Linked DNA regions of Homo sapiens: region 1 is linked to region 2. The links are chromatin loops, found by intact Hi-C in ENCODE. Cell type or tissue: stomach. All regions are shown on one strand.

Region 1 (5,000 bases), 51 kb after region 2:
CACACACACACACACACACACACACACACACACACACACACAAAAGGAAATAAAAGAAACTAGGGGCACAGAGAGGTACAATATCTTGCCCAATGTCACACAGCTAATATGCAGCAAAGCTGGTATTCGAAGGCAGAGAATTTGGCACCAGAGTCTCTGCAAACCACTACACAAAATTTCATAAGGCAGAAGCTCATGCCACTGCTCAAAGAATCTGGAGATGGTGTGTCAGGGGTCAGCTGCTCCAGTCCCACTGTAGCTATCTGTTTACATAAATTTCAGAGAAGCCAACAGGTAGAGTCAAGTCCCAGCCCTACTGGCAAGGCCTCTTGGGAAATGCCATGAATGTCCTTACTGTAAAGCTCAGGAATGTTCCAGAAACTTCTGCTTTAAGGGCATTGGGTCTACCAGGGATTTCATTCATTTCAGGGAGTTTGCTGAGCAAGATATTTGTGTGGTAGGCATTGTAGGCTTGTTAGGAGGTCCAGGGTTAGAGGGAAACATGTTATTGTCCTTAGGGAGATAGAACCTGAGTATGAGCCACACACAGTGGAAACAAAGGGATGGAATGGTTAATTCCGAAGAGAGGAGTATTCAGGGAAGGCTTCATGGAAGAGGCAGCCTTTGATTTCCTGAAAGGCTGAGAAGGATTTTCATAGATGCGATAGGGACTATGGGAAGGGCATTCTAGGAAGAAAGAGAGGTTTGAGAAAAAGCACAGAGGCCCCAAAGAACATATAGTAGTGCCCCCTTATCCTTGGTTTCACTTTCTATAGTGTCAGTTACCTGAGGTCAACTGTGGTTTTAAAGTAGGTTTGTGGCTGGGCACAGTGGCTCAAGCCTGTAATCCCAGCACTTTGTGAGGCCGAGGCGGGCAGATGACATGAGGTCAGGAGTTCAAGACCAGCCTGGCCAACATGGTGAAACCCCGTCTCTACTAAAAATACAAAAATTAGCTGGATGTGTTGGCACATGCCTGTAATCCCAGCTACTCAGGAGGCTGAGGCAAGAGAATTGCGTGAACCCGGGAGGTGGAGGTTGCAGTAAGCTGAGATCACGCCACTGCATTTCAGCCTAGGCAACAGAGCAAGAGTCCATCTCAAAACAAACAAACAAACAAACAAACAAAAAAACCCCAACAAAGTAGGCTTGTACAATACAAGAAGATATTTTAAGCCTAAGATGAGAGGATTGCTTGGGGCCAGGAGTTCCAGACCAGCCTGGGCAACATAGTGAGACTCCATCTCTACAAATTTTTTTTTTTTAAATAGCTGGGCATGGTGGTACATGCCTGTATTCTCAGCTGCTCAGGAGTCTGATGCAGGAGGATCACTTGAGCCCAGGAGTTTGAGGTTACAGTGAGCTATGATTGTGCCATTACACTACAGCCTGGGCAATAGAACGAGGCCCTATCTCTAAAAAAAATTTTTTTTAAAGATATTTTGAGAGGCCACATTCACATAAATTTTATAGCATATTATTATAATTGTTCTATTATTAGTTATTACTGTTAATCTCTTATTGTGTAGTACATACAGAATTCAGTACTGCCCACAATTTCAGGCACTGGAGGTCTTAGAATGTATCCCTCATGGATAATGGGGACTACTGTACTGTGTGTGGGGAGGAAATGAGTTATGTGTGCTACAGATTGTGGCAGGACTTAGTGGGAGATGAGATTAGGGTAGACTAGGTTCGAGGGCATATTACAAAGGCCTGGGATTTGAGGTTTATTTGGTGGGCAGTGGGGAGCCACAGAGAGGGGTGATGTGATGCCAACCTGCAAGTGGATGGACAGCTCCACTTAGTCCCCTCATCCACAATTCAGCTAATTCCCTAGCTCAGCGGGGTGTGAAGAAAGGTCCTCACCTCCTGGATAGGATCATCCTCACAAAGACAGGTATTTCAGGACTCTGCTGGCCTGACCACTGTGTCATATGACCCCTCACTCTGCCTTCTCCCATCCCTGTTCACCCTGGTGTTCTGTCTGGGCGAGGACCCTGGATTCTAAGAAGGCACAGAGTAGCCTTGAATCCCTGGCTCATGAGGCTGTCCAAGGTGCTGAAACGATGCCGTTTCCACTTGTAAGCACTCCCACTGGAATGACTAGCTCCCACACCACTGTTTCCGATGGGCAGGGAATTTCATTCCCATTTTATAGATGAGAAATAGAAACCCAGAAAGTTAGCAGAGCTAAAGCTACAAACTCATTTCTTGTTTTCTGGTCCAGGGCTCTTTGCCCCCACTGGGCAGCCACAGTGCAATTTACCAATGCATACCCCAAGTGATTCTATCACTGCTGCCAAACAAACATGTAAAATGCCCAGGCTCTCTTCCCACCCCCATCTCTATCTCCATTTCCCCAAATGTTGAGAGGCTTGTCCACTCGTACAGTGCCCCCTGAGACCGACCATTCAGGGTGACCCACAGGTGCTTGGGTGGACCTGCCTAGAACAGCAGTTGTGCACGTTCATGGCTCTGATCCATCAGGTATCCGTGGGTACAGCTCATCCCAACACCCTCCTACTGGTATCACGGGCATGGGGGAAGCAACGTTCCCCCACTACTCTCATAGCTTACCGGTAATTGCTGCCATTTCACCAAGTGTCTGTTGTATTTCAGGCACTGGCTTTGAACTTCTCATATAATGTTCCTAATTCTCATAAGCAAAGTCTTGTTTTAGCAGATGAGGAAGTTCCATGTCAGGCAGGATAAGTGGCTTGCCAGTAGTCAGTGTGGGGATTGGAGAGCTAGGATTTGAACTTAGATTTGTCTGGTTCCATGGTCACCCTTCAATCAAAGCTCATCAACTAATATGAGAGTTCAGTGTCTCCCACCACCGCTGGCTTTGTGATCCCAGGCAAGTCGCTAATCCTGTTTGAACTCCAGCTCCTCATCTGCAAATTGAGGAAAGTGAAAGTGCATCTCCATGGGCCCTTGTGAGGCATAAGTCAGACGAAGCATGCAGCCAGGATTCAGTGAGTGTTCACTGCTAGTGTGAATGTGCTTATTACTAGAACACAGGTTCCTGGATGGGGGTCTGATTAGTCTTTCCACATCCCCACCTGCCCCCTAAGTCCTAGCAGAGGAAACATCCAGTATTTCACATTTCAGTGAACAGGATTCCACTTCCAATGTCCTGGGAAGGAAGTGGAAGTGTGTGAAGGCCAATCCAGAGCCCCAAGCAGGACCTGCTTCTGCCCCGTGTCCCTGTGCTCTCGGGGGTGGAGACCACGTGACTAGGGCAGGCATGCCACTGAGCTCACAGGTGTGGTTCTGCACTACTTCATCAGCACTCCTCACGTTTATGTTGAGCCCGAGACCATTCTCAGCCCCTAGAGTCTACTTTCATAAAGCTGTCCCAATATCCTCCCTAAAGACCCCGGGCAGGGAGAGCTGGGGTGGGAGGGGACAGCTGAGGATGCGGTTTCACATCCACTGTCATGGGGGATACTCACATCCAATAGCAGGCAAAACTGATTTACTCCTCCCATCGTTCAGATAGGGAAATGGAGGCCCAGCAAGGTAAAGCGACATGTCCAAGATTACTGAGCCTAGAATGAAGGTCTCCAAACACTCAGAAAAGGGCTCCTTTAATTAGTCCTTAACTGACTACCTATCCTAAAATCATTCAAGGATAAAGGCGCGTACATACATTCACAAACCAAGCAACCAACAAAGGCATTGCTAATTATTACTGACTGCGGGACATCTTGAGGCGAGTCTCTGCTGAGTCTGCTCTGCTGATTGCTCCTACTTTGACCAGAACTGGCTGATTGTGGGAAGTTGCATTCACTCAGAAGCTGGAGTGAGGACAAGAGTAATGGCTTCCCCCTCAGGGCTTGATGCATACAGGAGTGAGTCATGCTGGTTGAGAACAATGAACTGTTCTGTAATCACCTCCTGCAGCCCCTGCCCAACATCCAACAGAGCCCCAGAGGAGCCTTTCCAGGAATAACGAGGCTGGGTGGGAGGAGATGGATGGGAATTCGCTGGGTCTCACCAGGGCAGCTTGACTCACAATCTGTATTAGCCCTGAGCCCCAGGCAGGGGGCATTCCACAGTGAGATGACTCTGGCATGCACCTGTGCCCCAAAGTTCAAGGACAGGAAGTCATTTGCATCTCAGGTGCAAGGAAGAGAGGCAGTGGCCTGGCCTCCAGACTGTTGGAGCACTGGGGACAGTGAGCAAACAGATGCTAGTCTCCCAGGCCTTTCTGGGGCCCCAGTTTTCCCTTGTTCTGAGGAGAAATGAGTAGGCAGGCAACTGGGGATAAAGAAGGGGGAACAGGGAGGAAAGACCCCCAGCAGACACACAGACAATGTATATGACCAGACCGTAAAACCCTCAATGAGCTTCCCACTCCTATGTATACACATACCTTCTTGCTCCTACTTTTCCCCTTTTCCCCCAGAACAGTGTTTCCTGACTTGATCCATGGAGTCCATACAGTGGACCATCTTAGAAGTTAATAGGTTCTTCTCTCTCCCTGTATACACCCCATCCACAGATGCCCAAAGTCCTACAGCTATGCTAGAAGCCAAGCTGGGACAGGGGTCACCCATGAGCAGTGTGGTGCAGTCACCTGACCACTTGGCTACGTGAGATTTTTTAATCCCAAACAATTATTCTCTCCTACCCAAATTCAAAACCCAGGGCACCTCCATTTTACTGTGGAAATTACAACAAAAAATGTACACTAACAAAGGTAAATTAAGAGAAAACCAGACTTCCTTCTCTTTCAAAGATGCCAAAGAGTTCATTTTTACCCAGTTTTATCTGCACTGGGGAGGAAGAAGGGGGATTGTAACTGTTTTTTTTTTTTTAATCTTAGTATAATCTTAGTAATGTGTTTTTACTTAAACAAATATATTTAGGCCAGAAGTGGTGGCTCATGCCTGTAATCTCAGCACTTTGGGAGGCCAAGGTAGGTGGATCACTTGAGGCCAGGAGTTCAAGATCAGCATGGCCAACATGGCAAAACCCTGTCTCTACTAAAA
Region 2 (5,000 bases):
CTGGAAAGAGCAGTAAACTCTAATCTAGCAGCTCTGACCTTCTTCTGTGAAGCTCTGCTAGACAAGGGATCTAGACACAAGCACTGAGCTGCTTGAGTTGATAGAAGTGATCTAAAAGGCGTCTCAGCACTAAATTTCTGTGAAAGGTAGCAGATGGTGAAATTCTTGGATGATCTGTCACTAGAACTACCACAGTTTACATTTTGGGCTGCTATTTATGCTGTCTCCAATTTGTGAGAGTAATGAAAATGGTAAAAAGTGAAAGTGATAATGTAACTCAATGGATGTCTTAGATGTACCTTGGGACCCTGAAAGCAGAACACTCCGTATGGCTGAAGTAGCTAGATGTGTGCCACCACAAGTAGTCTTATCTCCCATAAAAGGCAACTGGTTGGAAGAGTATTTACTTTTCTGTTAAAGTAGATGTCCATTCTGTTGATGTTTGTTTCAGCAGATAGTATTTCCTCAATCTTGTACAAAAATATGTTCAGCCATTAGTTCCTTCAAGTGTTCACACAACACTCTGTGGTATAGGTAGAGCAATAATTCTCTCTCTCCTTCTCCTCTCATTGCTTATTGAGGAAGTCATTGCTTATGAGATTTAGAGTGGAAATTGACTTCCTCAGGATCACACTGCTTATCACTAGCAGAGCAAACTCTGTAGAACCAGGCTCAGCATTTTCCATCACAATTTAGCCCAGAAGTAGAGAGGGATATTGGCTTTAGTCACGTCTTAAGATTGTGGCCTCTTTAGCATATGACTCTAGAGAGAAGGAGAAAACATCCTTGCGAGACACTGAACGATCTCAGCTAGCACCAGCAAGGCCTAAAGGGAGGCCAGATATAGGCCCAGATGCTGGTTGACTTTTATTTCAAATGCTGCACTAGTGCCCTGATTTCACTAAGTTACTTATTTGAGACACCTACCAACTTCATATATATTTTTATTAGATGTCGACAAGGATGGCACATCTGTGTATGGAGACCCCATGTGCACAGGTGACTTCATTTCTACATAGCTGCTTGGACCCTTGACTGTGACCTGCCCAAACCACATAAATTTGCCCCTTAGAGGGTACTTAGTTTTTTAGTACAAGGAAGTGGTGGTAAGTCCAAGAACCCCAGCATGGCCCATCTGTCCCACTTTGGGTTCTCTGAACTCACCAGCCAAGGAGTAAGGCAATAAGGCACAGAGCTTCTGGTTTGGAAGCTGAGGACTAGTAGTATTTAAAGAAAGGCTATTGCACCTGCCTCAACTGCATATTTTCTAACGTGATGAATAACCACTTTATGTAGCAATTATAGTCTTCATTCCAATTAGGTCATTTGAAACTTGTTACATAATGAATAGGGCTGTGCAGAAAGGACTATTACTACTTCAGAATGAGGAATCTGAAGCTCAGAAAATTTGCTAGTATAATTCCTAATGTTAGTAAGTAGTTGAACCCCTATTGTCTCTTAGTTGATACCAATCAAGATGTTTTCCCTCACTACGTGTCTTGTTATCCAGTGCTCCTGTCCTTATCTCTAAAGGCAAACTGTATCTGCAGCAGCTCCACCTTACTCTGAACTCACCAGTCAAGGAGTAAGGCAGTAAGGCACAGAGCTTCTGGTTTGGAAGCTGAGGACTAGTAGTATTTAAAGAAAAGCTATTGCAGCTGCCTCAACTGCATATTTTCTAACATGTGAGGAATAACCACTTTATGTAGCACGTATAGTCTTCATTCCAATTAGGTCATTTGAAACTTGTTACATCGTGAATAGGGCTGGGCAGAAAGGACTGTTGTTTCTACTTTAGAATGAGGAATCTGAAGCTCAGAAAATTTGCTAATATAATTCCTAATGTTAGTAAATAGTTTAGTCAGGACTCAACCCCTGTCTTCTCTTGATACCAATCAAGATGTTTTCCCTCACTACGTGTCTTGTTATCCAGGGCTCCTGTCCATATCTCTAAAGGCAAACTGTATCTGCAGCAGCTACACCTTACCCTTAACAAGGAATGTCTTTCATCTATGGGGCTAAGCCCAGCTGAGAGAAAAAGGCTAAGCTCTTAAGTTTTTTGTGGATATCCCATGACTGAGTTAGGGCAGTAGGAGAGCCTTGAAGTTCAATGCCTAAAAGAACCTCGGCCAGTTGATAGTGCCTCTTCTCATTTTCACCAGAAAAGTCGGGGCTACTTTAAAGTTTTGGGGAATCAATTGTTGGCTCTGGAGCAGGGGATGATCCTAAATGGATAAAAGAGAAGTTGATGTCTGTGGGGAGGGGCTAAGCTCAGGGGGAAGTATCTTCCATACAGGAGCAGAGGATGGAGCAGTGCATGTATGTGTTGGCTGGGTGGTGAGAAAAGGGTGTTGAATTATGGACTCTTCTGTACCCCATCTCTACTGGGACTGGAGAATGGGGAAGGGCTGGGCAAGCTGGAAACTCCACCTCAGGAAGCCACTTTGTTCTCCAGCTGAGTCATCCACCTGCCTGCAAGAGGGGAGGGCAGGGTTGAGTGGAAGAATAACCAGCTGCTCTTAGATACTTCCTCATCCTTTCATAGCCCCACCCCTGTCCCAGTCCCAGCCCTTCAGGGCATTTTGCAAAGAAAGAGGAAGCATCAACCCAGGCTACCCAAGCTCTGGGAGTCACTCCTCCAAGGCTTGTCATTTGCATCAGGATTGGCGGCTTGGTCCTGTAATGCCCTGGCATTTGGTCTCATCTGGTTCCTGCCTCCCCACATAGTCATACACTGTCAGAGACAGAGGGGGCTTCTGAGATGAACTAAACATTTTCATTTTATAAAGGGAGCATCAAATCTAGAGAGAGGCAGTGACTTTCCAGGGCCACCTTGTGTGTGGGATCTGAGCCCACCTTGGCTTCTAGGTGCATGCTAACCTCCACTAAGGCCCAACTTAACTGTCAGGGAAAAACCCAGGCACCGAATATCCATCTCTTGCTTCTTGGCTTGCTACTATTAATAGAAGGCCACACTGCCTCTTCTCTTCCTGGGCCATAAATTAGCATCCTTCTCTTGATTGAGAGATAGGAGGAGGAGGTCTTGGGGTCAGAACACTGGCTTTAAAAAGTAATCTTCAGGATGTCATTGGGCTCCTAACTACCTAAGAGCCCAAGTTTACGCAAAGACAGACTTGGAAGTTAGATGGGAACGAGCACACAGGTGGGGAAAGTGGCAGCAACAGTGGGCTCAAGGATTCCAGCATCATAAAGGCGATGGAGAATAGCAATTTGAAATGGCTGACAAGGAATTGAACACGAGGCAGTTTGTTGCAGAATCACTGTGCTAGGGGGAGAAGGGGAAATAGAAGGGTGTTGAGCAGTGTAAGTGGTCTCCCTTAACCTCCGGGATGACAGTGAGTGGAGTTCTTCAGTAAGTAACAGGGGAAAGGGCAGGCATTGACTAAGGCTTTTGGAATGTCAGAGCTTGAAAGGGCCTCAGAGATGCTGTTAGTACAGCCCCATCGTTTTATAGTGGAAGAAACCAAGACCCAGAAAACAGTGCTGTGACCTGGTCAGCACCATACAGCAAGAACTAGGACTACAACCCACATTCCTTAACTCCTAGGCTAGGGCTTTTTCCCACTGAGTTCAGAGAACACTGAGACTCTTAATTCTTAGTAGTTCTGATTTGGTTTGGCCCAGTAGTTTTAGGAACTAGTTTCATTTGTGCTAGACTAGCTTATTAAGTGTTTATTTCGGGGGGCGTTAGCCAATTAGTGGGATTTATTCCATGTTTTGGTAAGTATTGTTATAAAGTTCTGAACTGTGACATCATATTTTCCTCTTTTTCAGTTCTCTTATTCTGATGTATTGGTCCCCAACACCTGCTGGTACATTTGCTTACATAGCTCTCTTTTCTTTTTAAAGGATGATTGTAGCCAGAGTGGTAAAATAAGATCTGGCTGGCTGCCTGCTGAGCCCTCGCCTGCACTCAGAGGTCAGATATATGATTCTACACAATAGTAATGAAATGTATGCTGAGGCAGAGACACTGCTTTCCTGAGCTTTGTTTTACATGTATGATTGCGAATCTGAAAGTAACCACCCTAATCAATGTACAGGACAACACAGTGCATAGGAAAGTTGTGTGTTCAGTTATTGGGGTTTCTGGTCCTGAGTTTATTCATGCTTGAGTCATGCGTGTTCTTCAGCTAGAAAGGCCCTTAGAGAGCTTTCTGCCCAATCCTTATACCTTTTTGAGAAAGAAACTGAGGTGCCAGGTCATAGTCACGAAATAGAACTGTTCTTTGTTTTCAGCCTTACCTACTGTTCCTCATTTGGATGGTTTAAGTCAAAACACACAGAAAATTGCCAAAATAATGCTTCCAAGGGAGTAATGTCTGTTGGCTGGCTGGGGATGACCTTTTGTCCTCAGACAGTTCTCTTGGGCTGTGTATATCCTAACAAAGGCCGATAGTGACTCAGCCTTATCGCTGTCTTGTTCAGAATGCAGTACTTACCACCATCCCCTACCCTGAGCTCACCCCACATCTAATCATCTCCCCAAAAGGACTGTAGACGACTAGCTGTTCTTGGTTAGGGAATGGTTGTGTCTTGGTGTATGTAAAACTAGGTCTGAAAGACTAGAACGGTAATCAGGGACATCTGGGTCAGTCTAGACCAGTGTTTGGGGAATAAGCTGCATAAGGGTACCCTGAGGGTGCTCTTCACACATGCAGATTCCAGGGCCCCACTCTAGATTTGCATCAGAGTTTTGAGGAGATGGGGTGTGAATATCTGTATTTTTAATAAGCTTTCCAGGTGATTCTGGTACACTGTTAGATTTAGGATATGCATTGGGACCTCTGCTGTCATATCTGTTTGGCTTAAGCGCTTTTTTCTGAGACAGAGTCTTGTTCTGTTGCCCAGGCTGGAGTGCAGTGGCACGATCTGGGTTCACTGCAACCTTTGCCTCCCGGCTTCAAGCAATTCTTGTGCCTCAGCCTCCCAAGTAGCTGGGATTACAGGTGTGTGCCACCATGTCTGGCTAATTTTTG

Evidence for each region. Peaks named below come from ENCODE experiments on the same cell type or tissue, not always from the same donor. Only the 100,000 strongest peaks of a DNase experiment are listed, where the experiment ranks them.
Region 1: it touches region 2 in a loop (6-fold over the local background); 3 of 110 quality-filtered maps call a loop at or near these places.

The regions. Positions count from the first base shown.
Region 1 is chr15:65,950,586-65,955,585 of GRCh38, forward strand. All of the region lies in intron 10 of MEGF11 (multiple EGF like domains 11), which reads right to left. Among named protein-coding and RNA genes, the nearest start is that of RAB11A, 84 kb to the left of the region's middle. RefSeq lists a silencer at 1,886-2,180 and an enhancer at 3,209-3,722. In stomach, no CTCF peak of the experiment used is centred here; a DNase peak (open chromatin) is centred at 2,066; H3K27me3 peaks cover 1,315 bases.
Region 2 is chr15:65,900,066-65,905,065 of GRCh38, forward strand. All of the region lies in intron 24 of MEGF11 (multiple EGF like domains 11), which reads right to left. Among named protein-coding and RNA genes, the nearest start is that of RAB11A, 33 kb to the left of the region's middle. RefSeq lists enhancers at 2,292-2,511, 2,598-3,389 and a silencer at 2,431-2,595. In stomach, no CTCF peak of the experiment used is centred here; a DNase peak (open chromatin) is centred at 2,496; H3K27ac peaks cover 1,016 bases.